Linked DNA regions of Homo sapiens: region 1 is linked to region 2. A link is a loop called in an ENCODE intact Hi-C map of the cell type or tissue named here. Cell type or tissue: PC-9. All regions are shown on one strand. Each heading gives the region's core, and the rest is flanking DNA. Links, peaks and the distances in the headings are about the cores only. Region 1 overlaps THBS1 (thrombospondin 1). Region 2 overlaps FSIP1 (fibrous sheath interacting protein 1).

Evidence for each region. Peaks named below come from ENCODE experiments on the same cell type or tissue, not always from the same donor. Only the 100,000 strongest peaks of a DNase experiment are listed, where the experiment ranks them.
Region 1: it touches region 2 in a loop (5-fold over the local background); 68 of 110 quality-filtered maps call a loop at or near these places.

The regions. Positions count from the first base shown.
Region 1 is chr15:39,587,638-39,604,249 of GRCh38, forward strand. THBS1 (thrombospondin 1) reads left to right here. Exons shown (of 22, transcript NM_003246.4): 9 at 405-581; 10 at 889-1,062; 11 at 1,322-1,449; 12 at 1,565-1,717; 13 at 2,168-2,386; 14 at 2,879-2,986; 15 at 3,554-3,713; 16 at 3,868-3,986; 17 at 4,931-5,165; 18 at 5,363-5,590; 19 at 5,760-6,031; 20 at 6,462-6,559; 21 at 6,664-6,803; 22 at 7,725-11,829. The coding sequence ends at 7,732. FSIP1 (fibrous sheath interacting protein 1) reads right to left here. Exons shown (of 12, transcript NM_152597.5): 12 at 12,394-13,289. The coding sequence ends at 13,243. Among named protein-coding and RNA genes, the nearest start is that of THBS1-IT1, 9.8 kb to the left of the region's middle. RefSeq lists an enhancer at 5,762-6,961. In PC-9, for the core only: no CTCF peak of the experiment used is centred there; a DNase peak (open chromatin) is centred at 7,284; H3K27ac peaks cover 428 bases.
Region 2 is chr15:39,748,151-39,764,762 of GRCh38, forward strand. FSIP1 (fibrous sheath interacting protein 1) reads right to left here. Exons shown (of 12, transcript NM_152597.5): 5 at 15,671-15,764. Among named protein-coding and RNA genes, the nearest start is that of FSIP1, 26 kb to the right of the region's middle. In PC-9, for the core only: a CTCF peak has its summit at 8,893 (motif pointing left); no DNase peak of the experiment used is centred there.

The DNA of each region.
Region 1 (16,612 bases), core at 4,196-12,195, 160 kb before region 2:
TCCCACTGCTTAGCTGTGCACCCTTGAACACAACTTACCCTCTCTGAGGCTCTTTCCTCATTTGCAACTTGGAGATAATAATAGTTCTTGATAAGTTTATCTTGAGCATTTTATTTAGATACTGCATGTAAAGCAGTTAGCACTGAGTTTTGGTTTATGGTAAGCACCCTGTAAATGTTAGGATATTAACAGCAACCCATAAAAACAGCGAACTTATCCGTTCTCTGGTAGAAAACATTCCATGTTGACATTTGGGCATGTGGCCAGGAGCCAATTTCTACCGTACACTGGGTTTAGTTGCCATTGACCATTTCCTGGAAATACTTCTGCGTGCTCCTGATGGGAGCCTCTATTTGGCTGTCTCTAAGCCAAAACCATTTGTGACCATCAACTCTGTACTTTAGTTAAACAGGATGGTGGCTGGAGCCACTGGTCCCCGTGGTCATCTTGTTCTGTGACATGTGGTGATGGTGTGATCACAAGGATCCGGCTCTGCAACTCTCCCAGCCCCCAGATGAACGGGAAACCCTGTGAAGGCGAAGCGCGGGAGACCAAAGCCTGCAAGAAAGACGCCTGCCCCAGTAAGTGTGAGGTCCGCTGCAAGGGTGAGCATGGGCAGCAGCTCTGCCCAGCTGGTTGCCTGGCATCTGCAGCCTGCAGTTCAGTGGGTCATAGAGCAGGAAGGTTACCTACTAGAGAAACAAACAGAAGCAAAGTCCTGCAGGCTCAGCAACTTCTTTTAATGAAAAACAAACTCACCCTCTTCCCCAGCATTCTTTCCATGTGTCAGAGAAGCAGAGGTTTCTTGAACGGGCTTAGGAGAGTCTATGACAAGGGAGGGATTTGAAAGTTGATCTTAATTGTTGCCTGTGGTTCATCTTCTTACAGTCAATGGAGGCTGGGGTCCTTGGTCACCATGGGACATCTGTTCTGTCACCTGTGGAGGAGGGGTACAGAAACGTAGTCGTCTCTGCAACAACCCCACACCCCAGTTTGGAGGCAAGGACTGCGTTGGTGATGTAACAGAAAACCAGATCTGCAACAAGCAGGACTGTCCAATTGGTGAGCCACGCAGCCCAGGATGAAACGACCCAGGAGCTTTGCTCTTTTACTGAATGCTGCAGTCAGCATTCGAGGAGATTCCAGCTTGGTTAGTCCTGAGCGATTTGATTGCTCTAAGATGCAGGTGGACAACATAATCCCAACAAGTTATCGGTTCCCTATACCCTATAATATCTTACACTGTGTTAAGTGCCCAGCATGGCAGTATGGCAGCTTAGACCAACCATTTACTGTGACTGTCTCTCTCTCCTTGTCTCAGATGGATGCCTGTCCAATCCCTGCTTTGCCGGCGTGAAGTGTACTAGCTACCCTGATGGCAGCTGGAAATGTGGTGCTTGTCCCCCTGGTTACAGTGGAAATGGCATCCAGTGCACAGATGTTGATGAGGTGAGGAACTGATGGGGCTCCGAGTTTCTGGATCTAGGAAAGCAGCTAACCTGTGCAGTCGCTTCCTTATGGCAGTGACTTCTAAACATGATGCACGCTCTTATTTCCTCCATAGTGCAAAGAAGTGCCTGATGCCTGCTTCAACCACAATGGAGAGCACCGGTGTGAGAACACGGACCCCGGCTACAACTGCCTGCCCTGCCCCCCACGCTTCACCGGCTCACAGCCCTTCGGCCAGGGTGTCGAACATGCCACGGCCAACAAACAGGTACAGTCAACTAGACGAGTAAACCAGAGGACAGGAGAGCTGTCCTTGACCAAAATAACTGGGAGCGGGAGGAATGTAATTTCATACCCTTCACCAAAAAAAAAAGGGCGAGGAGATGAATGTACGGTCTAGTTTTAGAAACGTGATTAGAAAATCCATGGTAAATCCTGCAGGGGAAAAACAGTCTTCCATATTTAAAAATGCTGCTCTGGAATAAGTTGTGAGCAGATGGACTTGTAAACGCCTAGGTGCTGAGCAAATTCAAGAAAAATAAACATAAAGCAAAGTTTGCTTATAGCCTCAGGGAGAATGGGGAGGGACAGAGGTAACCCACACTCTTCCAAATGGAGCCTCTGTCTACTCAGAGATGACAGGGATCTGGATTCTTGTTTCCATGATATCTGAGGATTCTCAAAAGCTCTGTGTAACAGCAGCATGGTGTACCCTCAGGTGTGCAAGCCCCGTAACCCCTGCACGGATGGGACCCACGACTGCAACAAGAACGCCAAGTGCAACTACCTGGGCCACTATAGCGACCCCATGTACCGCTGCGAGTGCAAGCCTGGCTACGCTGGCAATGGCATCATCTGCGGGGAGGACACAGACCTGGATGGCTGGCCCAATGAGAACCTGGTGTGCGTGGCCAATGCGACTTACCACTGCAAAAAGGTAGAGCCAGGTCCTTTGTGTGCCTCCAGAAAGAGGGCCCATCACCTTATCAAAACACAGGCTAAGGAATTTTAAATACTTAAAGTTTGGACATGAAACTGAAAGATTAAATCTCCCAAAGGGAGAGGGGCACTAATTCCTATTAAAATTAAATCACTTGGTGCCAAAAACATGAACAGGGCTAGCTCTTTTTGGGCAACTGTGTTCCATAGTCAACTCTTCTGTCCAAAAAAAAGTTCAGTACTCTATCCAAATACCAGCAAAGCATGACTTGTGTTCACAACATCTATAAAGCCTAGAGCATTTACACAAATTCTGTATGTATATCCCCCAAGAAAAGTTTTATTTTCTTGTCTTCCCATAAAAAAAATATGCTGTTACTGAGCCAAATTCTGTTCTTTTTCTATTTGGAATTCCAGGTACACTCCCTCGTGCATGAGCTCAGCATGAGGAAGGCAACTGAAGCAGTGATATATATCTTCTCTTTCCTAGGATAATTGCCCCAACCTTCCCAACTCAGGGCAGGAAGACTATGACAAGGATGGAATTGGTGATGCCTGTGATGATGACGATGACAATGATAAAATTCCAGATGACAGGGTAAAAACAGTTTTCTATCCCTTTTTCATCTTTTCAGTTCAGCAACAGCCTGAAACACTTTGGGATTCAAGGAAATTACATGGCTATAGCAAAAAATATACCAAATCAATACACAGGATAATTAGAAATTATTCATTGTGTTCCAGTAGTTTAAGGATGTAGATGTTGCCAAGAGAATTTTTAAATGAGGGTTTTGTTTTTCATCAGAACTGTTTTTCTCTGTACTTGAGAAATTATAATGCATAAACAAATGCCACTTTGTTCCCTAGATTCATTTCAAATGTCACATCGAAATTACAGTAAAATTGACTTTGGGCACACTATGAACTGAGATGATGGGATTATATTCTACATCTCACTAACTTCTAACCCACAGGGATCCATTTTTTTAACTATGTCCTTTTAACTTTTGTAGTGATCGTTTTACACTGAGTGATCAATTAGCCTATCCACTAGGTAGAAAGTATTGCTGATTTTCACAGTTTTAGACATATTATGCACATGGTTTGAGGCTTGAGCTGTTTTCAAGGACAACATTGTTAAGTGCTCCATTTCTTCTCTTTGCAGGACAACTGTCCATTCCATTACAACCCAGCTCAGTATGACTATGACAGAGATGATGTGGGAGACCGCTGTGACAACTGTCCCTACAACCACAACCCAGATCAGGCAGACACAGACAACAATGGGGAAGGAGACGCCTGTGCTGCAGACATTGATGGAGACGGTAAGGTGCTGCCTGATCAGAGGGCCCGCGGGAGACAGGGACATGCACAGCTTTCCAAACGTACTTCTGTCTAGTCCTGGCTATTAGTATGCACTTTGGTGGAAACATCCAAGGCTGGAGAGCCCAGCTCTTATTTGTCCCTTGTTCTCTTCAGGTATCCTCAATGAACGGGACAACTGCCAGTACGTCTACAATGTGGACCAGAGAGACACTGATATGGATGGGGTTGGAGATCAGTGTGACAATTGCCCCTTGGAACACAATCCGGATCAGGTAGGTGGATGGACTCCTTTCAGAGTCTTTCAGTAAACTGTTGGAATATCCCTTTCATGGCCTTTGAAAAATGAGCTTAACAAAGTTCAAACACTTTCATTACTGTGGCTCCCTGGCTTCTCATAGCCAACTGGAATACGTTCATGTAAATAATTTGCCTGATGTGAGCTCCTTGCACAGAGTCTCACAGATCTTTAGCATGAAGATCTGGTAACTTCAGTCTTACCTTCTGTAAGAAGGGCTACTGGACTTGCTCAGCATCGTCTACCATTGTTAAGACAAATTATACAAAGCAGACATCTGTGACTGACAACTGTACAATAATATTAATCATATGTAATACTAAGAGATGGAAAAATAAATGTGCATAAGCAAAATAACCATTTTCATGGCTAATGATGTAATCTAGCTATAAGAAAATCATCAAACTAAGGATACATCCAAAACCAAAGTAATTTATCCCTGTCATAAACATTACCCAGACAGTATACAACACAGGGACCAGTGGTCTGTTTCCATCTTTTCAGGACTTTTCAGAGAAGTCGACGTGTCAACAGTTTTACAACTGAAACCTTCTAAGGAAATTCTCTGTTATAAAGTATCCAGAAAATTTCATTTAACATTAAGATGTAAACAGTTAACATTTCATTTCATCTTTAGTAATTAAATATCACTCTATTTGACCTTATTTAGAAAGTTTTATATGTAAAACATTTTTAAATTATCCCTTCTCAGATTTTTATACGAAAACAAAGATAAAGGAAAAAAACTTTTAAAATGTAATTGCTACTATTGCTATCTTTCTGCAGGAGTGTGTAAATAGACATGACACCCCACTGGCTGTATCAAACAATGGAGAATTTTCCCTGTGGTGGGGGCATAAGTTATCTTTAACATGAATGGTTTATACTGCAATTTACCCTCCATTTACATCTCTCTTTCAGCTGGACTCTGACTCAGACCGCATTGGAGATACCTGTGACAACAATCAGGATATTGATGAAGATGGCCACCAGAACAATCTGGACAACTGTCCCTATGTGCCCAATGCCAACCAGGCTGACCATGACAAAGATGGCAAGGGAGATGCCTGTGACCACGATGATGACAACGATGGCATTCCTGATGACAAGGACAACTGCAGACTCGTGCCCAATCCCGACCAGAAGGACTCTGACGGTGAGTCATGGGAGCCACTTTCTAAGACAGGGACTGCTGGCACAGCTGTGTAGATTGAAGAAATGAAACCAAGGCTCAAAGCATTTGACAGGATGAAGGGACCAAATGCCAACTTAGACAAGATAGTGACATTTCTGACACCAGTAATAATAATAGCACTTTAGAATTTTGCTGAACTCTTGCTTTTTTGACCTCAGGCGATGGTCGAGGTGATGCCTGCAAAGATGATTTTGACCATGACAGTGTGCCAGACATCGATGACATCTGTCCTGAGAATGTTGACATCAGTGAGACCGATTTCCGCCGATTCCAGATGATTCCTCTGGACCCCAAAGGGACATCCCAAAATGACCCTAACTGGGTTGTACGCCATCAGGGTAAAGAACTCGTCCAGACTGTCAACTGTGATCCTGGACTCGCTGTAGGTGAGTAGCGAGTTCTTAGATCCTAAGAGACTGATGCATACATGGGGAAAAACAAATATAAAACCTGGCAGTTGTACCTATCCCTGTGGGTGCTGAGGATGTCTAGGAACATGATGGAGAACCTTCTGAAGGCTGCAGGTTTTAACCTGGCTCTGGGCTCTTCTTCCAGGTTATGATGAGTTTAATGCTGTGGACTTCAGTGGCACCTTCTTCATCAACACCGAAAGGGACGATGACTATGCTGGATTTGTCTTTGGCTACCAGTCCAGCAGCCGCTTTTATGTTGTGATGTGGAAGCAAGTCACCCAGTCCTACTGGGACACCAACCCCACGAGGGCTCAGGGATACTCGGGCCTTTCTGTGAAAGTTGTAAACTCCACCACAGGGCCTGGCGAGCACCTGCGGAACGCCCTGTGGCACACAGGAAACACCCCTGGCCAGGTAAGAAGCAAAGCCCTGGAACAGAGAGAGAGCTTATGGGTGCCTGACTAGCACTGGGGATGCTGTGCTTTGACCAAGACTCTGACCAGGGAGTCTTAGAAAGTTCCCAGCATCACCAGCTGCAGCATTGAACTCTGCTTTGTAAAAACATAATAGTGTTGAAAAGGGAGCTTGACCAAGAATTGCCCTGCAAATCCTAAGGTGCCTTCAGCCTTTTCAAACAAAAAAACCTCCTTCCCTCCTCTCTGTCTGCTTTATATGTGTGCTCAGTGGCACACAACAAATATGAGAGGACTTGGAAAAATTCCCCATTGCAGCCCTCTAACTTAGATCAGCTCAGTACCTTTCAAGCATTGTTTCTGATGGAATGAAATAGAAATCTTTACCTGAAGGAGCTGTGTTTCAACCTTTCCTTTTCCTTTTCCTTCAGGTGCGCACCCTGTGGCATGACCCTCGTCACATAGGCTGGAAAGATTTCACCGCCTACAGATGGCGTCTCAGCCACAGGCCAAAGACGGGTTTCATTAGGTACGATCATACTGATTCACTTTCACTTACAGTCACACTGAGGGACAAAAAGACAAAAAGTATTAAATAGCATTGTCACTAAACAAGATTTTTTTTCCCTGCAGAGTGGTGATGTATGAAGGGAAGAAAATCATGGCTGACTCAGGACCCATCTATGATAAAACCTATGCTGGTGGTAGACTAGGGTTGTTTGTCTTCTCTCAAGAAATGGTGTTCTTCTCTGACCTGAAATACGAATGTAGAGGTAAGAGCAACATCACCATGAATGTACACTGGACATCTCTATTTCAGACTAATATCAAGGATGACGGTTATGGGGGAGTCCAGTGTAAAGACTGTTTTGGAGACAGGGTTATTTCTATTTTGCTTTTGAGGACACAAGGACAAAAATGGAATAATGCCTAGGCACTGTGGCTTATGAGTTCCTGAGTCCTTAGCTATAATATTAGTTTGCTTAGCAATCTCTGTGCTCCTCATACACAGTGCAAAGGTAAGCTGCAGAAAAGCTCCTATATAATTTGGACTTCATTAATAATACTGTTCTTTACAATTATATATTTATATATCTTACTGCTTATTGTTTTATGCATGCCATCACAGCACGAGTTAGCATTCCCAACTTTTCCCTGTATACAAAGAAGGGAGAGGAATGTTGCTTTCATATTGGCATGTTAAATTAATGTTCACTATTAAACTTAGCATTTTTTTTCCTCATTCTTTTTTACTTAGTCATTACTTAAGCTCGCTGAGTCCAACACTGGCTCTACCACAAAATAAGTGCTTAATATATATTTACTGGGCCAAGGCCAGATACCTAAAAGATCAATGACAGTAGAGAAAGATGGTTGATTTTACTCAAAAAAATCTAAATTATTAATGTAATTTTTGAGTCCAAATTTTTAAAATAAGACTCCCTAAACTGTTAACATTGAAAGCCTTTGGAAAGCATAATATATGTTCTGGAAGGTTCACGCTGTGTCGGTCTCCTAGCATCAATGTCAGCTAATAAAATTAAATGCTAATGTGCTTGAACAACCTTAAAATTAGGCTTTTGTCATTAGAAAAGTAGAGCTATTCCTATGTGGTTAACTTATTAACTAAGATGTCTATGCTTTTATGAATTAGTTTTCATTTGTATATTTATTTATATTTGTTTATTTAACAGATCCCTAATCATCAAATTGTTGATTGAAAGACTGATCATAAACCAATGCTGGTATTGCACCTTCTGGAACTATGGGCTTGAGAAAACCCCCAGGATCACTTCTCCTTGGCTTCCTTCTTTTCTGTGCTTGCATCAGTGTGGACTCCTAGAACGTGCGACCTGCCTCAAGAAAATGCAGTTTTCAAAAACAGACTCAGCATTCAGCCTCCAATGAATAAGACATCTTCCAAGCATATAAACAATTGCTTTGGTTTCCTTTTGAAAAAGCATCTACTTGCTTCAGTTGGGAAGGTGCCCATTCCACTCTGCCTTTGTCACAGAGCAGGGTGCTATTGTGAGGCCATCTCTGAGCAGTGGACTCAAAAGCATTTTCAGGCATGTCAGAGAAGGGAGGACTCACTAGAATTAGCAAACAAAACCACCCTGACATCCTCCTTCAGGAACACGGGGAGCAGAGGCCAAAGCACTAAGGGGAGGGCGCATACCCGAGACGATTGTATGAAGAAAATATGGAGGAACTGTTACATGTTCGGTACTAAGTCATTTTCAGGGGATTGAAAGACTATTGCTGGATTTCATGATGCTGACTGGCGTTAGCTGATTAACCCATGTAAATAGGCACTTAAATAGAAGCAGGAAAGGGAGACAAAGACTGGCTTCTGGACTTCCTCCCTGATCCCCACCCTTACTCATCACCTGCAGTGGCCAGAATTAGGGAATCAGAATCAAACCAGTGTAAGGCAGTGCTGGCTGCCATTGCCTGGTCACATTGAAATTGGTGGCTTCATTCTAGATGTAGCTTGTGCAGATGTAGCAGGAAAATAGGAAAACCTACCATCTCAGTGAGCACCAGCTGCCTCCCAAAGGAGGGGCAGCCGTGCTTATATTTTTATGGTTACAATGGCACAAAATTATTATCAACCTAACTAAAACATTCCTTTTCTCTTTTTTCCTGAATTATCATGGAGTTTTCTAATTCTCTCTTTTGGAATGTAGATTTTTTTTAAATGCTTTACGATGTAAAATATTTATTTTTTACTTATTCTGGAAGATCTGGCTGAAGGATTATTCATGGAACAGGAAGAAGCGTAAAGACTATCCATGTCATCTTTGTTGAGAGTCTTCGTGACTGTAAGATTGTAAATACAGATTATTTATTAACTCTGTTCTGCCTGGAAATTTAGGCTTCATACGGAAAGTGTTTGAGAGCAAGTAGTTGACATTTATCAGCAAATCTCTTGCAAGAACAGCACAAGGAAAATCAGTCTAATAAGCTGCTCTGCCCCTTGTGCTCAGAGTGGATGTTATGGGATTCTTTTTTTCTCTGTTTTATCTTTTCAAGTGGAATTAGTTGGTTATCCATTTGCAAATGTTTTAAATTGCAAAGAAAGCCATGAGGTCTTCAATACTGTTTTACCCCATCCCTTGTGCATATTTCCAGGGAGAAGGAAAGCATATACACTTTTTTCTTTCATTTTTCCAAAAGAGAAAAAAATGACAAAAGGTGAAACTTACATACAAATATTACCTCATTTGTTGTGTGACTGAGTAAAGAATTTTTGGATCAAGCGGAAAGAGTTTAAGTGTCTAACAAACTTAAAGCTACTGTAGTACCTAAAAAGTCAGTGTTGTACATAGCATAAAAACTCTGCAGAGAAGTATTCCCAATAAGGAAATAGCATTGAAATGTTAAATACAATTTCTGAAAGTTATGTTTTTTTTCTATCATCTGGTATACCATTGCTTTATTTTTATAAATTATTTTCTCATTGCCATTGGAATAGATATCTCAGATTGTGTAGATATGCTATTTAAATAATTTATCAGGAAATACTGCCTGTAGAGTTAGTATTTCTATTTTTATATAATGTTTGCACACTGAATTGAAGAATTGTTGGTTTTTTCTTTTTTTTGTTTTGTTTTTTTTTTTTTTTTTTTTTGCTTTTGACCTCCCATTTTTACTATTTGCCAATACCTTTTTCTAGGAATGTGCTTTTTTTTGTACACATTTTTATCCATTTTACATTCTAAAGCAGTGTAAGTTGTATATTACTGTTTCTTATGTACAAGGAACAACAATAAATCATATGGAAATTTATATTTATACTTACTGTATCCATGCTTATTTGTTCTCTACTGGCTTTATGTCATGAAGTATATGCGTAAATACCATTCATAAATCAATATAGCATATACAAAAATAAATTACAGTAAGTCATAGCAACATTCACAGTTTGTATGTGATTGAGAAAGACTGAGTTGCTCAGGCCTAGGCTTAGAATTTGCTGCGTTTGTGGAATAAAAGAACAAAATGATACATTAGCCTGCCATATCAAAAACATATAAAAGAGAAATTATCCCTAAGTCAAGGGCCCCCATAAGAATAAAATTTCTTATTAAGGTCATTAGATGTCATTGAATCCTTTTCAAAGTGCAGTATGAAAACAAAGGGAAAAACACTGAAGCACACGCAACTCTCACAGCGACATTTTCTGACCCACGAATGATGCCTTGGGTGGGCAACACGATTGCATGTTGTGGAGACACTTCGGAAGTAAATGTGGATGAGGGAGGAGCTGTCCTTGCAATGTTGAGCCAAGCATTACAGATACCTCCTCTTGAAGAAGGAATAATAAGTTTAATCAAAAAAGAAGACTAAAAAATGTAAAATTTGGAAGGAATCCATAAATGCGTGTGTGTCTAAATACAAATTATCATGTGAAGAAAAGGCCCAAGTGTACCAATAAGCAGACCTTGATTTTTGGATGGGCTAATTATGAATGTGGAATACTGACCAGTTAATTTCCAGTTTTAATGAAAACAGATCAAAGAAGAAATTTTATGAGTAGGTTAAAGGTCTGGCTTTGAGGTCTATTAAACACTAGAAAGGACTGGCTGGGTGAGATAAAATCTTCCTTGTTGATTTTCACTCTCATTCTATAAATACTCATCTTTCTGAGTAGCCATGATCACATACAAATGTAAATTGCCAAATCATTTTATAGTACCAAGGTGAAGAAGCAGGAACTAGAAAGTGTTGATAATAGCTGTGGAGTTAGGAAAACTGATGTGAAGGAAATAATTCTTTGAAATGGCAAAGAATTAAATACCATCATTCATTATCAGAAGAGTTCAACGTTTGAAGTGCTGGGAGATAATTCTAATTCATTCTTGGATAGTGAAGCAAAACTGATTGAAAATACCAAGATAAGACAGAAAAAGTGACTGGAAAGAGGAGCTTTTCTTCCAGGCATGTTCCAGTTTCACCCTAAGACTGACCTTCAAATAATCAGGTTGTACTGAAATAAAGGACTTGTTAAAAATTAAAATTATGTCATCGAGATGATAGCTTTTTTCCTCCTCCAACAGTTTATTGTCATGTGTTGTGGGAGAGCTCGAGTGAAGAGCAATAAACTCCAGGTCTTATAAGAATGTACATACAATAAAGGTGGTGCCAGCAGTTTTTTTTTTTCTAAAGAGTCACATGTAGAAAAGCCTCCAGTATTAAGCTCCTGAATTCATTCCTTAAATAAATTGGCTCTCTCTCTCTTCTATAATTTCTTTTTCTTTTTATTTTTGAGATGAAGTCTTGCTCTGTCGCCCAGGCTGGAGTGCAGTGACACAATCTCGGCTCACTGCAACCTCTGCCTCCCCGGTTCAAGCAATTCTCCCTCCTGCCTCAGCCTCCCAAGTAGCTGGGACTACAAGCGCCCGCCACCAAGCCTGGCTAATTCTGTATTTTTAGTAAAGACGGGGTTTCACCTTGTTCCGGACAAACACTAAGCCCTAAAGGGAAATCCAAAATAAAAACATCTATTTTTAATAACACTTTCTATCTAAATCAGGGTGACTTTTTAAAAAAAATCCGGAAGCTTTTTGTTGAATTACGTTACAGACTTAGTTACCAGTCCTTGTTAGAGTTACCTTCAGTTGACATGCTGTGAATGGTCCCACCTCTTTTATGGCAGAATTCATTACTTAAAATAACTCTATTTTCTTCCCCCTTACCTAAATAACAGAAAGGCTCACTATGTCCCAAATATCATTGGCAGAAGCAAACTATAAAGTCATAAGCCCTTTGCAGTGCAAGTCTAGAAATAATTTTACTCTGTGTTTCTTTCTGTCTCCCTCTTCCCTCCCCTTTTTCCTTCCTACCCTCCCCTCCCCTCCCTCCTCCTTCTTTCTCTCTCTCTCTCTCTCTCTCATACATACAAACATCAAATACCAGAAAAGCATAGATTTAGAAAGCTGAACTCCTCTGAAACGCTGACGGACAACACTGGCCCCTCTCTGCCCCACAACAAATTCTCACCCATATCACCTTTGCCCTCTGATTCTTCCCACCCAAACCCTAAAACACAGAGTGTGCCTCATGGCATTCCTATGAGAATCTAAAATCACAACTTTTAACTTATACTTCCATCCCACAGCAAAACTCTTGGCATCAAGATAAATTATACGTAGCACATTGACATCAGCATGAACAATTGCTATTTTAAATGAACAAATAGTAAACTGAAATAGTGTCTGGAAAAAGAAACTGCCTATCAATACCTCTGAAAATAGTAGCTATAGAATTCCTCATTTTAAAAAGTCAAGGAAATTCCATATAAACAATCATTAATGTTATTCAGTATCAGTGGATGAACATGTGCCAGCAAAAACAATGTTATGTATACATCACTCAAATTTTATTAAAGGCAGCACAATAGCCCGCTCATTTTTTGATTCAGAAATAAACTGGACTTCCAATTCTAATGCCAACTCATCTTATGGAATGTCAACACAAAATTTTCTCATGAATCTAAGTTACTGACTTGTAACTAAACCATCTCTCTTCAAATAGTACCGCAGACTGTCTTTTAAAGTAGCTCATCTTTATTTGATGCAATCTAAAAGGCCCAAACTCTGAAAGAAAATAAGAAACTATTGTTAACTATTATTAACAAAGTAATATATCAAATAATTCACTCAAACTCCTACTTAAGAAACGTGTCATCACCAATAAGATAGTAAAGGCTCTTCTAATATTGCTTTGTTGAGACAATTCATTTCATCTTATGGCAGGTTGTACCAGTTTCACAGACATGAGACAAGTGGGAAGAAGGAAAAGCAGGGCCACAGCAAAAATTCCCAGTGACCACCATGATCTGTCTGAATCACAGTAGAGGTGAAACATACAAAATTGAATACAGGACAATCACAGCACTTCAACGAGTTTTACCCTAACACGTATACATTAAAATGTTGGTTTTTATAATGAATCCTAATACTGTAAGATTAGCAATAAATTTATAAACAATGGTCCCAGAAATTTTAATGAGCAAAAACCACTGAACAATTACACCCCAAGTCTCAAAAATATCAAGGAAATATAATCCACAAAGAGCGACTCCAAATGTCAAAATCAATAAAGAATAGTCTCTGCAGTGCATTCATTGAATTCAAATAATTCAATAAGAAATTTAATTTAACTTCATTACCAACTTTCTGAAAAGCACACCCAGCAAGTCCTTGATTAGGGTTCTTTACATTCTTCTGCTGCATCTTTAGTCTCCTGCTCATCTGCACATAAAAACAATAACCACAGTTATTAGAGATTCAGAAATGTATGCATAATTAAGAAAAACAACTCAGCCTATAAAATATTAAATCCCTTTACACATGAGGCAATAATCACACTCTCATTTAATACTTACTGAACAGTCACCACGAGCTGCAGACAAAGTTTACGAGAAAAATAGAAAGATCAGGGCGCCTACTCTCATTGAGCTTACAGCTCAGGGAGAACACTACAGGTTTTGGAGCTAAAATGATTATGGATGTGGAGACACACACAGAAGTTAATATTTTGCTTTCTACTAAGTTTCTGGGAAGTACAGTGAGACCAAAAGTAAATGTTATATGTAGAATAGATAAGAGCTGATCGCCTTTCATTTCTTGAAGTGAGAAAAAAAATTGTGACATTAACAGAAAAGGAATGGAAATATTTTTCTACCCTTGGTGAGAAGGTTATCAGAAAATGCAGAATTGACAATAGAACTAAATTTTAAAAAGACAAAGAGAAACAGGAGAAACTGGAACCTTCATGCACGACTGGCAGGAATGGAAAATGGTGCAGTAGCTTTAGAAACAGTCTGGCAGTTCCTGAGAAGGTTACCATAGACCTGGCAATTCCACTTCTAGGTATAAGCCCAAGAGAAATGAAAGCATACATCCATACAAAAACTTGTACACAAGCGTTCATATCAACATTATATGTAATAGCCAAAAAGTGGAAACAACCCAAATGTCCATCAAATGATGAATGGATAAGCAAAATGTGATATATCCATATAATTGAGACTTATTCAACAATAGAAAAGAGTGGAGTATGGATACATGCTACAACATGGATGAATCTTGAAGACATAATGTAAGAAGCCAGTCACAAAAGGCCATATGCCGTATGATTCCATTTATATGAAATGTTCAGACTAGGCAAATTCACAGAGACAGAAAGACTGGTGATTGCCTAGGGCTGGGGTTGGGGAAAATGGGAAGTGATTACTAATACCCAAAATGTTGCGTTGTCGGGGGTGGAAAAAATAAAAAATTGATAGTGGTGATGGAGGTACAACTCTGTAAATATACTACAAACAATTGAATTGCACACTTTTAATGGGATGAATTGTAGGAAGCTGGTGAACAGTGGCTCCCCAAAACTCACATCCTCATCCCTGCAACCTGTGAAAGGGGTCTTTCTAGATGCAATTAAATTAAGCTTCTCGAGATAAGAAGATCATCCTGGATTCTCTGGGTGGGCCCTATATTCAATAAGAAGTGTTGTTATACAAAAAAGACAGAGGGAGATTAACACACACAGATGGAGGGAGGCAATGTGAAGACGGAGGCAGAGACTGGAGTGACGTGGCCACAAAGCCAGGAATGCCCATAGCCAGGAGAAGCTGGAAGAAGCATGGAAGCGTTCTAGCGTTCTCTCCTAGGGCCTCCAGGTGGCGTGTGGCCTTGGTGACACCTTGATTTCAAACTTCTGGCCTCCAAAACTGTGAGAGAATAAATTTCTGTCATGGTAAGTTGTTGTGACAACCATAGGAAACTAATACAAATATATGAATTATATCTCAATAAAGTTCTTATTAAAAAAAGACTCAACCTTGTAATGAAGGGCAGATGACTTGCAGTTTCAGAGCAAAGTGATAAATGTAGTGGTACTGTCAACACATGGAGAAGAAATATTAAACAGGATGTAGAGGCAGGTGGGATGAATGAAAAGTGGATCACAATACCCCCATGCATGAGGTGGGAGATGATGGGACATAATTCCACGCCTTCGTAAGTGCTATTCTCTCACTATGGAGTGTTCTTTTTGCCCACCCAGCAAATAACCATTCATCCTTGGAGGCACAACTTAAATGCCACCTCCCATCCCTCTATAGTGTTGTCTATGTACTTTGTCCTGAAGCTCTTACTATGTTTGTCCCACCCTACTGTAATTAAGTGTCTGTCTTTAGGCACTTAAAAATTTTCATCAATAGAACTAGATTGAGTAACAAAAAATTTTTCATCAATATACCTAGAACAACGGTCCTCAACTGGGGGAAATTTTGCCCCCAAAGAACATTTTTTGCAATGTCTGGAGACATGTTTGTCTGTCATAACTGCAGAGGACACTACTGACATCAAGTCAGTAAAAGCCAGGGATTCCATTAAACACCCGACAATGCACAAGACAGCCCTTCAAATGTCCAACTCAAAATGCTAACAGTGCTGAGGTGAAAAACTCTTGGAACTTAGAAAAGCATCTAATACACAGGAGAATCTCATGAAATGTTTGTGGGGTAAATCGATGAATGAATGGATGGCAGATGGATGATGAATGAATAGCATGGAGCCTTGGGGTTTTAAAGCATGGCTGCACAGCAGAATCACCCAGACCCTGATCTCAGAAACTGACTTAAATGACTGCTGCCAGAACCCACCCCTAGAAATTGACTTAATTCATCTGGGATGGAACCAAGCTGCTAATCTGTTTTAAATCTCACCAGGTGATTCTAACATGCAGCCAGAGGTAAGAGGCAGCACTGGCTAAGGAACAGACTCAGTATAGCTTAAATGCCAGGCCGGCTCAAGGCAGACGGAAGTAGAGAGACTGGGCAATCAAAAGTATGCAAAGCATAGATAGTTCCATACTGGTTATATGTGTCTCCAAACAAAATATTAACGAAGAAAGAGTAGAGAACTCAAGGGAGGGTCCCAGGGCATGCTTGCTCTAAGAGGAAGGTTGCCCAAAAGAATGACAAGATGGATGGCTGGAGAGATCACAAGACAATGTGGATGCAGCAGTATCTTCGTTAAAAAGAAATTTAAGAAGAAAAAAGCAGACATTCAGCAGATGGGAAAAAAGGTACTTTCTGTACATTATTTTCACTACCACCATTTATTTTTGATAATCCTAAAGTAGAAGTAAGTAGTAAACCATTTAGTCCGGAGCTTCTCACTCTGTAACATGCACACAAATCACCTGCGGGGTATCTTAAAATTCAGGCTCTGATTCAGTAGGTCTGCAGTGGGCCTGGCACTCTACATTTCTTTTTGTTGTTGTTGTTGCCCAGGCTGGAGTGCAATGTCATGATCTCAGTTCACCGCAACCTCCACCTCCCGAGTTCAAGCGATTCTCCTGCCTCAGCCTCCCAAGTAGCTGGGATTATAGGCATGCACCACCATACCCGGCTAATTTTGTATTTTTAGTACAGATGGGGTTTCTCCGTGTTGGTTAGGCTTGTCTCAAACTCCCAACCTCTGGTGATCTGCCCGCCTGGGCCTCCCAAAGTGCTGGGATTACAGGCGTGAGCCACAGTGCCCGGCTGAGACTCTACATTTCTAAC
Region 2 (16,612 bases), core at 5,581-13,580:
ATACTCTTTCTTCCAGTTCTTCTTTTTTGGTTTCACAAATAATACGCATTTTCTACTATATTGAAGGATTCCAATCAGTTTTCAGAAACTAATAAAAGCACAATTATACTGAAAGACCTTAACAGAACTCTCTAAGATGAATGCAAATCAAATAGACAAGTAATAAGGACATTTTGCACATTTCAAAGTTTGTTCTCCACAGAGAGAAACAGTCCTTCTTTTCAAGTGTCCACGGAGTACTTATAAAAGTTAATCATATATTAGGTGAATTTTCCCTGGGGGTATTAATCATATTACAGGCAAAACAATTCTCCGTGTGGAGCTTCCTTATGCAATTCCTGACCTTTAGCAAACTTGGCCCCTGGCATAGTGGCATAAATTCCAGTAGTTCCCTCATTCTCCCCTGCAGCACATCCTTATGACAACCAAAAATGCACACATCCAAATGTCTCCTACAATTGAGAACCTCTCTAATAAGCTATAAAGAAAATTTCAACCAATTCAAAATATCAAAAACAGTTCTAAGAGGGAAGTTTACAGCAATAAATGCCTACATTATAAAAGAAGAAAGATCTCAAATAAGTAGCCTGACATTATGCTTCAAGGAACTGCAAAAATAACAAACTAAACCTAGTTAGCAGAAGGAAGAAAATAATAAAGATCAGAACAGAAATAAATCAAATAGAGGATAGAAAAGCCACAGGGAAGGAGAAATCAATAAAGCTAAGAGTTGTTTTTCTGAAAAATCAAAATCAACAAAAGTTAGACTAAGAAAAAAACAGAAGACTCAAATATCTAGAATCAGAAATGAAAACAAAGAAATTACAACAGACACCTAAGAAATAAAAAGTATCAAAAGGGACTATTATGAATAATTATGTGTCAAAAAATTTGATAACCTAGAGGAAATGGATAAATTCCTAGAAAAATATAAACTACCACTATTAAATCAGGAAGAAACAGAAAGCCTGAACAGATCTACAATAAACACAGAGATTGAAGTAGTAATTAAAAACTTCCCCGCAAAGAAAACCCCACGACCAGATGGTTTCATGGCTGAATTCCACCAAACTCTCCAAGAAGAATTAATACCAATACTTCTTAAACTCTTCCAAAAAAAAAAAAACCAGGCTAGAGGGGATACTTTCTAACATATTTTATGAAGCCAGTATCACCTTGATACCTGAGCCACACAAAGACCCAACACAAAAAAGAAAATTACACACCAGGAATCTCTGATGAACATTGATGTAAAAATCCTTAATAAAATATTACACCAAACCAAATTCAACAATATATCAAAAAGACTACACATCATGATCAAGTGGGATTTATCCCTGGCAGGTAAGGGTGGTTTAACTTATGTAAATCAATCAGTGTGATATATAAATAACATTAACAGATTGAAAGACAAAAACCACATGATCATTTCAATTGATGCAGAAAAAGCATTTGACAAAGTTCAACATCCTTTCTTGATAAAAACTCTCAAGAGTTTAGGTATAGAAGAAAATTTCCTGAAGGCCATTTATAAAAAGTTCACAGTTAACATCATAACCAAGGGGGAAAAACGGAAAGCTTTTCCTCTGAGATCTAGTACAAGGTAGGGATGCCCACTCTCATCACTTCTATTCAACACAGTACTGGAAGGACCAGCAAGAGCAATCTGACAAGGAAAAGAAATAATAGGCATCCAAATCAGAAAGGAAGAAGTAAAATTATCTCTACTTGCAGATGACATGATTTTGTATGTAGAAAACCTCACAGATTCCACCAGAAAAAAACTATTAGAAGTAATAAATAAATTCAGAAAAGTTGTAGAGTACAAAATCAACATATGAAAATCTGTGGCATTTCTATACACAAACAACCTAGCCTAAAAAAATCAAGAAAACAATCTCATTTATGATAGCATCAAAAAAATCAAATAAAGTACTCAGGAATAAATTAAACCAAGGAGGTAAAAGACCTGGACACTAAAAACTATAAAACATTGGTGAAAGAGATTCAAGAGGACACAAATAAATGGAAAGATACTCCGTGCTCATGGATCAAAGGATTCAATATTGTGATAATGTCCACACTACCCAAAGCAACCACTATCAAAATCCCAATAATATTTTTCACAGCAATAGAAGTCCTAAACTTCATATGGAACCACAAAAGACCCCAAATGGCCAAAGCAATTCTGAAAAAGAAAAACTAAAGTTGAAGGCATCACACAGAAAGGTGATCAAATTAGTATTACTAATGTAATCAAAACAGTATAATACTGGCATAAAAACAGACACACAGACCAGCAGAACAAAATACAAATCCCAAAAATAAATCCAAACATATACAGTCAACTAAGTTTTAACAAGGGCCCAAGAAGACACAATGGGGAAAAGGTAGTCTCTTCAATAAATGGTGCTGGGAAAACTGGAATTCCACATCCAAAGGAATGAAATTACACTCTTATCTTACCTCATACACAAAAATCAACTCAAAGTGAATAAAAGACCAAAACATAAAATCTGAAACTACAAAACTCCTAGAAGAAATCATAGAGGGAAAGTGCCTTAATATCACCCTGGGCAATTATTTCTTGGGTATCACACCAAAAGTTCAGAATACAAAAGCAAAAATAAATAAATGAGACTACAACAAACTAAGAAGGTTCTGCCTAGCAAAGGAAACAATCAATAAAAGAAAAAAACCTACAGATTGGGAAAAACATTTGCAAATCATATATCTGATAAGGTGTTAATATTCAAAATTTATAAAGAACTCATACAACTCAATAGCAAGAAAACATAGCCTGATTAAAAATGGGCAAAGTAAATAGATATTTTTTCAAAGAAAACATAAAAATGACCAACAATATGAAAAGGTGCTCAACATCACTAATCATCAGGGAAATGTAAATCAACCCTACTGTGAGATAACAACTTGTTAGGAAAGCTATTATCAAAAAGACAGGAGATAACAACTATTGGTGAGGGTGTGGAGAAAAGGGAACCCTTGTATACTGTTTGAGGGAATACAGATTGGTGGAGCCATTATGGAAACCAATATGAAGGTTTCTAAAGAAATTAAAAATAGGAAGAATTACCATATGACTCAGCAATTCCTCTTCTGGGTATAAACGCAAAGAAAATGAAATCACCACCTCATAAAGACATCTGCACTCCCATGTTTATTGCTCCATTATTCATAATAGCCAAGATATGGAAACAAACCAAGTGTCCATTGGCAGATGAATGGATAAAGCAACTGTAATACATAAACACACACACACACACACACACACACACACACACACAGGAATATTACTCAGCCTTAAAAAAGGAGAACCTGCCTTTTGCCACAACATGGGTAGACTTGGAGGACATAATACTATGTGAAATAAGCCAGACACAGAAAGAAAAATACCGCATGATCATGATCTCACTTATATGTGGAATCCAAAAAAAAAAGTCAAATTTACAGAGAAAGGGAATAAAACAATGATTACCTGGGGAGAGAACACTGGGAGGAAATGGGAAAATGTAGGTCAAAGGATAAAAAATAGCAGATATGTAGGACTAACAAGTTTAAAGATCTAATGTACAACTCAAGGACTATAATTGATAATAGTGTATTACATTCAGGATTTTTGCTAAATGAGATTATAGCTGCTCTTCCCATGATGGGGGTTTGGGGAGAGGAAATGGGTAACTATGTGAGGTGACTGATATGTTAATTTGTTTCACTATAGTAACCATTTTACCATATATATTTATAGATATATGTATCTCATATCATGTTGTAATACCTTAAATATACACAATAAAATTTATTTTTAAGAATATCAAAACCATGACCACAATATTATGAGACTCAATATTCATTTTTAAAATATAGGACTTGTACAAAATTCTGGAGAAGAAAAGAAAGTCATCATCATTTTCTAAATAACGATTAGTATATTTAGTTTAATGAGGTTCCCATTGTCAATTTTTGTTTTTGTTGCTATTGTTTTTGAGAATTTAGTCATAAAATCTTTGCCTAGGCCAATAACCAGAAGAGTATTTCCTAGGTTTTCTTCTAGAATTTTTATATATTTAAATCCTTAGTCCATCTTGAGTTGATTTCTGTACATGGTAAGTTAGAGATCCAGTTTTATCTCTCTTCCTATGGTTAGCAAGTTTTCCCAGCACCACTCCTTAAGCAGGGGCTGCAAATAGCAATCTCTTTCCAAAGAGTAGAGTGTGGCAAAGGATGGGGAAATATGGTAACTTACAGTGGAAAAATCTTACAAATATTTCCTCAGCCAGGTGAACAGAGTTAACATTAATAGCAATGTTATGTTAATAATATGATGTAATGTAATGAAAATGACCCTGTAACTCCATGGTTTTCCTCCCAAAAACACATACTCTCAGTCTAATCATGAGAAAAGCATGAGATAAATTCCAACTCTTGGACATTCTACAAAATACCTGACCAGTACTCCTCAAAACTGTCAAGGTCATTAAAAATAAAAAAAGTCTGAGAAAGTGTCATAGCCAAGAGTAGACTGAGGAGGCATGAGGGTTAAATGGAATGTGGCATCCTGGATGGGATTCTGGAACAAAAAACGGACATTAAGTAAAAGTTAAGGAAACCTGAATATATCAATATTGGTTCACTAGTTGAAACAAATGAACCATACAAATGCAAGATATTCATAATAAGGGAAACTGGGGGTGGGTATAGGGGAAATCTCTGTACCATATTCATAATTTTTCTATGAATGTAAAACTGTGCCCAAATAAAAAGTTTAGAAAAAACTTCCAGGTTAAAAAGATTGAGAAAACATTAACAAAATTAGAGATAAAGAGGATGTACAAACAATATGAAAAAGAATTATTATTTAAAAGACTATCTGAGATTGCATGTTAGTAAATTTTTAAATCTTCATGAAGTGGATACTTTAAAATCTTAGTGACATGGATGCATTGCCAAAATTGACTCCAGAATAGCTAGTAACCTGAAATAGAATAGCAAATATGAAGGCAGCTGAGAAAAGAGTCAGAGAAGTGCCTCCAAGAAATTATTTGAACCAGATGGTTTTTCCAGTGAAATCTTTCAAATTTGAAGGGAACAGATAATCCCTGTGTTATATAAACTGTTTCAAATCATAGAAATAAGTGAGCAGCCATCCCCATTCATTTTATGAAGTTCACACAGCCTGACAAAGCAAACACACATACATCGACTCTCCACCCTCAACTTCACCCCCTATACCATAACAAACATTTCACACACCTGTGTGTGCACACACAAACACAACTAACCTTGCTTATAAATATAGATGCAAAAAATCTGAATAAATTCATTCATTTAAATCTGGTACTAAATTAAAAGAATAATCTTCCATAACCAAGAAGGGTTGGCCCAGGAATAAAAGACTCATTTGGTATTTAAATCCATTAATTTTAAAACATTAAATATGTTGGACATGAAATAAAAATTTATGATAATTTAAATATATATTGAAATGCATTCAATAAATTTCAACACTAAGTTCTTACAGCTCTCAGCATAGGAATAATTGTTAAAAAGGACACAAAAATTAACATTATTTCCTGGTTATGTGTTCATAAACTAAAAAAAAGGTAAACAAGTAAAAATAATTAAAATTAATAAGATAATTTAGTTAAATGTACAAATAGAAAACAAATTATAAATGTCTAAAAAGTCACTAACTTTCGTCTATGTCATTAATAACCCTTTATAAATATGATGGGCTAAACACCAATCAGGGTAATAACAATAAAAAGATATATAAGACCTATGCATAGCTAACAGATGTATGAAACCTGAAGAAATTCTTTGACATATAAATGATAATATAAGAGACACAAACCATGTTCCTGTTGATGCAGTAACGTCTAGTAATCACAGGATTACTAATAATAACTCAATTTGTTGAGCACTTACTAAGTGCTCTAGAAGTCAGCTACCATGTTGTGAGGACATACACGCATCCTATGGAGGGGTTTGCGTAGTAAGAAATTAAGGTCTCCAACCCAAAGGCAGCAAGAAACTGAGGTCTGCAAACAACCATGTGAGTGAGCTTGGAAGCCGATTCTCCAACTCCAATAAAGCTTTCAAATGACTGTAGCCCCGGCAACCATTTGACAGGAGGGATCTTGAGTCGGAACCACCCAGCTAAGATACTCCCAGATTCCTGGCCCACAGAAACTGTGAGATTATAAATGTTTGTTGGCTTAGGTTGCCATGTTTTAGGGGTAATTTGTTACACAGCACTAGATAACCAGTACAATGATCTTGCAGGAAAATAATGACACCATGGAGGCGAGACTGAAAACTGTTTGAATAATCTGATAGAGAAATGCTGAGACCAAACCATTTAATAATGGGGATAAAAAAAAAACAGGTCAGATACAGATAGGGCAGAACAAATACTCATTTGGGGAACTCAAGGAAGAAGTGTAAAAGAACAATAACAGAGGAACTGAGGCTGGCTCTTCAATTTCTAGTTTAGGAGACTAGGTGGGTGATGAAACCATTAACTAAAGCAGAGAAAACATATAAAAGAAGGAATAAGTTTCAACAATAGGAGGAAGAAGGAAAGAAAAAGAAGAAAACCAGCAGGGAATAACAAATCCAGTAAAAATTGCACTATGCTATGAGAGGTCACTGTGTCAGATTCTACAGTGATGTCAAGTACAATCAAAACTGGAGGTATGCCATTAGATTTCAAATTTAGGAGGACCACTTATGAAGCAGCTTCCACAGCGTGACAGTAGAAAATACAGACACTGAAAAGTTAAGAAGTAAATGGAAGTTGACCAGGTAGCACCAAGAGATGTGGACTATTCTTTCAAGAAGTCTGACCTTTAAGGAGAAGAGGGAAACTGAGTGGTGTCTGTTTTAGAGTAAGATTAAAAAAAAAAATGAGGAAAAAGGCTTATTTGTATGTTCTGTTGGTTATTCATTGGTTCAATGGCTTTTTGATTCTGTTTTAGGACTAGAAGAGTTAAACATGGTAAGTTAAAGGGAAAGAGCCAGAGAGATTGAAGCTCTAGATGAAAAAATGGAATGACGAACAAACCAACAGCCAGGAACACAGTGAAAGGGATGGGATGTTACTGATTTTGGCCTCAGAGAATAAGAGTACCTTCCCTCCATCTAAAGTTAGAGGCAAGAGGCAGAGGATGAATGAACACAGTCAGGATGAAGCTTAGAAACAGAAGAAATGAATGTAAAAGGAATTCCTACCCTGTAGATTCATTTTCTCTGGAAAGGAAGACCAACCAAGACAGTGAAGGTCTTGCAGAAGATGGGAGATGAAGCACATAGTAATAGTTTGGAATCACCATTTTGGAGAATGCAAGAGATTGCTAAACAATGCTGAGACTCCAACAGAAATTAAAAACCAAAATCCTTGCCTGTGTCAGTCAGCACAGTTATGTGATTTCCTCCCTCTACCCTCTGCATATCAGAGTAGAAAGAGACTACCAGATTTTCTTTGAGTATTTAACCCAAGCATCCAAGAGCAGAAGTATCATATATCTGAGTCTCACAGAAAAGGCACCTAGAAAAAAGTATTCTCAAATTTGAAAAAGCCTAATTGGTTATGATGTTGATGTTTTGTGTTTATATGCATTTCTATATTTGGAGCTAGAAACACAAGAGAGAAACGTGACAAAGACAAAAAGAATAACCTCTATCAAAAAGCAACCCTGTCACTAGATGTATTTGTCTCAAAGAATATTGAATTCTACCTGTATTCATTAGATAAATGATAGAAACTAAGGGAAAACTCCTGGCGATGTAAAAGAGTTTTGATTTTTGCAACATGCCTCTAAAAAAACCCAAAAGTGACCCCTCAGTAATGGGATGGGACAGACTTTTAAAATACTTCAGAGATCTCTAGCAAGTACAATATTGTTTACTTCAAAATCCCAGTAAACTTGAGGTTAATATGTCTGGATTATAAGGTTCAAATGTGATATAAATCAATTTAATGTTGTTTTCAACTTTCTCTTGGAGTCAAGGCATCTTTTGTGTTTAGCACCTATAAATAAAAGTAAATGCACTATCCAACCACAGTTATTTTCTTCATTTATTTGCTGTTGCTTATTTGTGATGTTATAAGCCAACTGGGATGGGTTCTGTGTTTTGGAAGCTGAAAACAGGTTGGAAATTGCCATTCAGCCATCAGCCCAAAGTCCTTAAGGTTAATTTTTTGTTTGTTTGTTTGTGTTTTGGAGATAGGGTTTCACACAGTCACAAATGCTGCAGAGCAATGGCATGACTGCAGTCTCAAACTCGTGGACTCAAGCAATCCTCCCACCTCAGCCTCCTGATGCTTGGCTAATTTTTAAATATTTTGTATAGACAAGGTCTTGCTAAGTAGCCCAGGTTGGTCTCGAACTCCTGGCTTCAGGCAATCCTCCTGACTCCACTTCCCAAAGCGCTGGGATTACATGCATGAACCACCCACCCAACCTGAAGCTAACTCTTAAATAAGAGGATAAGAAAAACTGACTAGAAAAGAAAAATATCCATCCTAAGAATTTCTCCCTTTGTTTAAAGACAAAAAATGAAAAGAAAGAAAGTAGGTTTGGGTATATTGATAGGTATGCTGAAATAGGTCTGGCTTTAATAACGTGATCATGCTTAAAATGATTCTCTCTGAATATAGCTTTCAAGTCCCTTGCAGCTCCAGCTTTCACATCATTAAGTCCACTGAATTTCCATGTTAGAACATCAGGACTAATCTAACATTACAAGAAGTGTCTGCAGGGTGTAGAGCAGTCACATGACTCCAGAAATACAATGTGAACTCTATAGGTTTAAGCCAAAAATGTATGCCAGGAGCTTTAAAATTTTTTTAAATGCTTTAAGGCTTTTTAAAGTACTTATTGTAACTAGATGCTGCCACCTACTGGACAATTTACAAGTGCCTGAAACTGTGCTGGCAACAAAAAATTATACAGGAAAAAAAGGCAAAATTTTCCTGTTTTCCTAATAATACTTATAAAAATATCTTATTTAGAAATGTATGGCTATATATGATTGATTAAAATAATTTTTAAATTTTTATACATTTCTAATTAAAACAGTAGCTGAGATCTAATGAGTAATGGGAAATTCATTTCATTGTAGAACAGATGAAAGTAGCTTCGTACCACCTTATGATAGTGCTTATGTTGAAATACCAGGAATATGAGACTTTCAAAAAATCCGTGGCATGAGGTCAAACTGGACTGTTGTGTTTCTAATTATTTCTTTCATACTTGCAGTGAAAATATTCTGCTAATAATACCAAGTTTAAGCTGATTATTCCAAAAGTTTCCTCTTTTAGAATAAGGTAATAGTTATGTAGTCCAAAAAACAAATTAATATAATTAGGTTAATAATGCAGCCTAAAGTAAATGCTAACTACTTTTTTGTTTTTAAGAATTTAAAAAAAACAGATATGTGTGGCAATAAATGACTCCAAAACATATGTCTATGAAGTAAACAGCAAGCAGGAAATTTCATTAAGGAATTTGGCTTTTCTGTAAAAGAACAATCATCAAAAAAAGATTCTAATTAAATCTGAAGAAGCCAGTAATACAATAATGTTACCTCTTCATTTTGGTGAACTGGTCAAGTGTGAACTAATTAAGACAGTCAGTAGCAAGAGTGAAGTGCAACAGACATCTGGTTCACCTAACAGTATCTTGTATTCCCTTTTCCTTTTACGTTGACCCTACTTTTGCATCTTACCTGCTTTGCACACACTGCCAATACATAATAACTAAGAAGTCTGAATCTAAAAATTGAAGCTTTAATAATGTCATCATGTTTAAAACAATGATTCTCTCTTAACATAGCTTTCAAGCCCCTTGCAGCTCCAGCTTTCATATCATTAAGTCCACTTAATTTCCATGTTAGAACATCAGGACTAATCTAACATTATGGGAAGTGTCTACAGGGCCTACAGCAGTCACATAACTCCAGAAATACAATGTGAGCATAGATTTAAGTCAAATATACGGGCCAGGAGCTTTAAAAATTAAACATATTTGACAGTTTTGATTTGGTTTTGAAAAAAGGGCAACTGAAAACAAATGTCTTGCCTTCCAGGACCAAAAGTTCACTGGGTAGTGAACTCTGTGACCGAAAAGCTTAATGTTAAAAGGCCACCATAGATCCACTTACAGAGTGGCCTGTCTTACATTGCTTGCTCCAGAGTCAACCACAAGCAGGTTTGGTCTTTCAGAAAAGCCCTACCCACTAGAAAAATCAGTATTTGACTCCTGGTTTCCAAACTATAGACATTGAGATACTATAATATCCAGAATCTCATTCCTGACACTGTCCATGGATTTTTTTGAGGGGGGGGAATAAGGGGTATAGTCTCATTTCTATGAAGGTATAGAATTACTGATAAACATTGAATGAAATATATTAGTAAGTTGTACTTTTCCAAGCAGACTACGTTCATATACTGGTCTTTAGACATTTAAATAAATAAAAAAGCAGTTCATAAGCTATAGCTTTAGAGGTGCTTTTACAATCTCTTTTTTAAAAAATAATGTAGTCATTGCTAAACTCAGAAAAAAAATAGGTTTGAGAAAACCATGTTATTCCAAAATACTGCCCCAATAAAATATATTACAAAGACACAATAATCAAAATAGAGTGGTATTAACATCAGCACAGACAGAAATTTTAATGGAATAAAATAGAAAATCTGAAAATAAACCCAGTTCCTACACGATAAAGCTAGCATTTCAAATAAGTGGGGAAATGACAGATTATCCAATAAAGGGTCTTGGAATAGCTGGTTAGCAAATTGGGGGAAAAAAACAAAATCAACTCTCTAACTCATATCTAATACCAAAATAAATCTCAAGTGGGTTAATATTTAAATTTTTTCATTAAATTATAACTGATGAAAGGAAAATATATATTTTTTATACAATCTTGAGACATAAAAGGCCTTTTAAAGCAGAGTACCAATGAATGATAACATAAAAGAAATGACTAACTAGAGCAAGAAATGTCACAAAATTAAAAAAAAAGTTAGAAAAATGCTTATGGTGTTTGTGACAAATAATTAATATCCTTAATATTAAAAAAGTCTTTCAAATCAATAAAGAATACCTCACTTTATAAAAGAGACTAAGACATGAGTAGGTAACTCACAACTTAGCTAAACCAAAGAATAAATCTATAACCTCCCTGATAATCAGAGAAATACAAATTATTGTGATTCCACTTTAAATAAACAAAGCTTAAAAATAACTACAAAATCCATCGTTGGCATAGAAAAATAATATTCAGATACAATGTGGGTAAGAGTCTAAATTGATTTCAATAAGTCAATGTGAATAAAAATCTTGTGAAAGTCCAACCCTGGACTAAGTATTTCTCTTCTAGGAATGTATTTGAAAGTATACCCATTTTCTATAGCGGCCCTAACAAATTACCACAAACTTGGTGGCTTCAAACAACAGAAGTTATTCTCTCACAGTTCTGGAGGCCAGAAATCCAGAATCAAGATGTCAGCAGGGCCACGTTCCCTCCAGAGGTTCTAGAGGAATTTCTGTTCCTCCCTCTTCCAGCTTCTGATGGTTGCCAGCAGGCTTGAGGCTGCATCACTCCAATCTCTGCCTCCGTCTTTGCAGCACCTTTTCCTCTTCCTTATCTACCTCTTCTCCCTCCATCTCTTTCTGATAAGGCTACCTATGATGGAATTTAGGGCCCATCTCAATATTCCAGGACTTAATCACATCTGCAAAGACCCTTTTTCCAAATAAGGTAACATTCACAGGCTCTAGGGATTTGACATAGATATCTCTTGGGGGATTGGGGTGGATTTTTTTCAGCCAACCACAGAAGGTAATCATTGCAATAATTGACTAAGGATGTCACTGCAACATGTGTAATTTAAAAAATTGAAAAACTAAGGGAATAATCTAAATGTTCAATAGAAGGGTATTAGTTAAACAAATGATGGCACATCCATCTAATGAATTAATATATAATCATTAAAAATAATGCTGATGCACATTGTTCCAGTTATCTATTGTTGGATTACAAAATCACCCAAATCTAGTGGCATATGGTAAAAATTATTGCAGGCAAGATCTACTGATTGATGCTGAAATTAGTAGGTGAAAGCTGGAGAAGAAACAGGATATTTGCATAGTCTTAAAGCATCTCCCCCAAGATATGTATTAATTGTAAAAGAAAAAAATAGTAATTTTACAGTGCAGAAAACCAGCAGACACCATCTTAACAAAGTGATCAAGGTGAAACATTACCAATAATAATATATAACAGCATTAGGTATACCAAGTGTGATTGACTGAGAAGGGCACATAACTTCCAGAGTATGCTTGCCAAAATTCATAACTTTCATCTAATCATGAGAAAACATCACATAAACCAAAACTGAAGGACATTTTACAAAATAGCTGACCAATACTCTCCCAAAGGGTCAACATCACGACAGACAAGGAAAGACTGAGGAACTATCACAGATTGGAGGAGATTAAGGAGACATGACAACGAAATGTAACATGGGATCTTGGATTGGATACTAGTAAATAAAAAGGACATTAGTGGGAAAACTGGTAAATTTTTAAGAAAGTCTATACTTTAATTAATGGTATTATACCAATGTTGATTTCTGAGTTTTGATCACTATGGTTATGTAAGATTAGGAGAAGCAGGGGGGAAGGGTATATGGAATTCTGTACTACTTATGCAAGTTTTCCATAAATTTAAAATTATTTCAAAATAAAAAGTAAAAAATAAAACTTAATGGCATACAACAAATATGCAGAAAATGTTCAACCTCACTAATCATTCAGGAAATACAAATTAACCACAATGAACTATCATCTCACTCCTGTCAGAATGGCTCTCACCAAAAACACAAAAGATAAATTGTTGGTGAGGATGTGGATTAAAGGAAACCCTTGCAATCTGTTGGTGGGAATGTAAATTACTACAGCCATTATGGAAAAGTGTATGGAGGATCCTCAAAAAACTAAAAATAGAATTACCATATGATCCAGAAATCCCACCTCTGGGCATTTACCCAAAAGCTTTGGAATTCGTTTGTCAACGAGATGTCTGCTCTCCCATGCTCACTGCAGCACTACTCACAATAGCCAAGTTATGGAATAACCTAAGTATCCACCAACAGATGAATGGATAAAGAAAATGTGTTGTATAGACACCATGGAGTACTTTTCAGTCTTTAAAAAGAAGGAAATTCTATCATTTGCAACAACATGAATAGAATTAGAGGACATTATGCCAAGCAAAATAAACCAGACACAAAAAGACAAATACTACATGTTCCCATTTATATGTGGAATCCAAAACAATTGTACTCATAGAAGCAGAGTGGAATGGTGGTTACCAGAAGCTGGAGGATGGGAAAATGAGAAAATAATGGCCAAAGGGTACAAAGTCTCAGTTAGACAGGAAGAATAAGGGTTTTTCTTTGAGATCTATTGCACGGTGTGGTGAATATCATCAATAAGGATGTATTGTACATTTCAAAATTGCTAAGAGGCTAAATTTCAAATGGTCTCACCATAAAAGATGTTAAGTATTTGAGGTGATGGATAGGCGAATTAGCTTGATTTAATTATTCTATATTGTATTCATAAATCATAATATCATTTTGTACCCCATAAATATAAATTGTCAATTTACAATAAAAATTTTTAAGTTAATGGCATAAAACAGTGAACACTTTATTATGCTCATGCTTCTGTGGGCCAGGAATTTGAGGGACACAGCAGGAACAATTTATCTCTGCTCCACTATGAATGGGGCCTCAGATGGCTGGGTAGCTCCCTTTGGCTGGAGATGCCTGGAGCAGGTCAGGGGGCCGTATGTCTAGTCTTGGTTATTCTCTGCATTGTGTTTAGTGGAGCTGAAATGTCCAAGCTTGCTCTTTTATTCAGTGTCTGCATTGAAACTGTTGAACAGTCAGTGTATCGGTTTCCTAGGGCTGCTATAACAATTTATCACAGGCTGGGTGGCTGAAAACAACGGAAATTTATTCTCTACAGTTCTACAAGATATCTGAAATCAAGAGATATCTGAAATCAAGGTGTCAGCAGAGCATTCCTTCCGAATGATTCCTTGGGTCTTCCTAGCTTCTTTTGGCTTACAGCAATCCTTGCATTCCTTGGCTTGTAGCTACATCCCTCTATCTTCACACAGCCTTCTTCCCTGTGGCTCTATGTCTCTTTGTGTCCTCTCCTCTTTTTTAAAGGCCCACCCTAATCCAATAGACTTCATCTTAACTAAGTCTCTGCAAAGACCCTGTTTCCAAATAAAGACACATTCCAATGTTCCAAGTGGACATGAATTTGAGAGAGACATTACCAAAATCACTGTAGCCAGGAACTGGCCACCATCATCTTCTCTCTGCATAGCCCCTTCATATGGCTTGCTTGGGTTTCTCACAGCATGGCAGCCTTGGGTAACCTGACCTCTTACATAATGGCTGGCTTTCCTCTGAGTGAGCATTCTAAGGGAAGCAGAAACTGCCTGTTTTCTTAAAGACAAGGCCTGGAAATGGCATAGTATCATTTTTGCTGTAATATATCAATCAAAGTTGTTCCAGGATAGCCAAGACTGAAATGGGAGGGAAACATGGACTCCATCTCTAAATGAGGAGGAGAATGAACACAAATAAAGGGAAGGAACTAATGGCAGCCGTTTGGAAACAAACTACCACACACATCTATTATTGACAGGTAAAGGTGCTCGTGAAATACAAATTAGTGGGGGAAAGGTTACAAAATACCATATACATATATAATTTGATCATATTTTTATTCTCAAAATATATACATGGATATTTGCATTAAACACATCTCAAAAGATAAAGAGTAAACTAAAATATTAATAGTGGTTATCTCTACAAGTTGAGAATTTAGCTGATAGTAATTTTTTTTGTTTAACCAATATTTTCTTATATAGATTATACATGTGTTACCTCCGTAACGAAACAGAAGATGCAAAAAGTAAATGATCTATGAATTTAATATAGGCCAGACTAGTATTTTTTGATGTTTCAACTAGAATATACAAAAATACAAAATGTTTCTAATCCCTAAAATTTTCACCATCATATAAATGGGTTAAAGGTTACATGACTCCATAATATTTCTGTTTTCAAAAAGGAAGATTCACAAATATACATACAAACAAAGGAGAAAGGCAGAAATAAATATGCAGAATTGGCTCATCTCAAAAATATAGGACTGTGAGAGACCAGGAAATAGGACAAATCGGTCATAGATTTTAACAAAAGGAGTTCCACAGGCTCATAAGCAGTTAGGGAATTGTATGCAGAAAGTGGGGTCTAAAGACACCTAAAAGAGACAAGGAAGTAAAGGCAATGACATACTTTTGTCTATTTCCCAGTTTGTCCCTGCCCTGTCCCCCTTACCATCAAGCAGACACAAACACTTAAAGACACCAAAACATACCTAAGCTCGGAGTAGTTTCATATAATCCTACCTAATGTGATCAATTATTTCCCTAAAGAACAGTCAAACTCACAAAGAACAGGACAGAAAAACTGGATTGGGAATTTTACTTTAATCCAAATATTCCATGACTCAGATAAAAACAAAGTTGAATGACATCTCCATCTACTCACCAACAGTTTCTTCAGAAACAGCAGTCAAAGATAAAAATTTTTTTGTATTTTCCATCTCCTCTTTACTTTGCCAAGCTTCACTATATTTTGCAGACTAATGAAAGGAAAATTAAAATTTAAACATGGGAAAAGAAGGCAACTATAATCATTGATTTTTTAAACTCCAACACGGCTCCCAATCACATACGTACAAACGAGAAGTCTCAGGCTATTTTTTTTTTTGAGGAAATCTGTAAATCTCCTCTGTTCTCACAAAATTCTGTCAATGGGTATTCCCAGATAGAGTCAGAGTATATGCCTATCATTATATGATAATTACTTTGCTTAAAGTATCATAAGTTTCTGCTTGATATTTTTATAATCTGTGAGTAACCTAAAGATACACCATAAAATTTAAAAATTTCAGACATTTCAACATTGTTACTATGTTTTATTATGTTTCCATTTATAATTCTTGCTTCAAAGGAAATAAAAACTTGCTTGAGATTCAGTAGGAAAAAGTGATAGGCTAACTTTTTCTGCTAAAATTTCCAGAAACGATTTCTCCAGTTTAAAGCATTGCATTTTGGATGTTTCTTTCTTTCCATCCCAGTGGACTTCCTGGGAACCTCATAAAAATGTATTTTTAATTACTACATTTTTAATTCACATTATTGCCTAGGAAACTTTCCCAGAAGTCAGTCAACTGTTCAAGGAGGACTTTATCAAAAATAACCAATCTCTTATGACAAGGTTCCTTACCTTAAAGGTGCTTTCCTTTGAGGGTCAAAATTGAAATATGAGCCAATGGCTATATACCAAGTCAATGCCAACATCTAGTCAACTTCAAGCCCTCAATATTATAGAGAATAAGAGGTCCAAGAAGGCCAAGGAAAGTTCATTGAGCACCAGGAATTTGTTGAGACAGAAGCAAATGAAGTATGGTCCCAGACCTCAAGCACT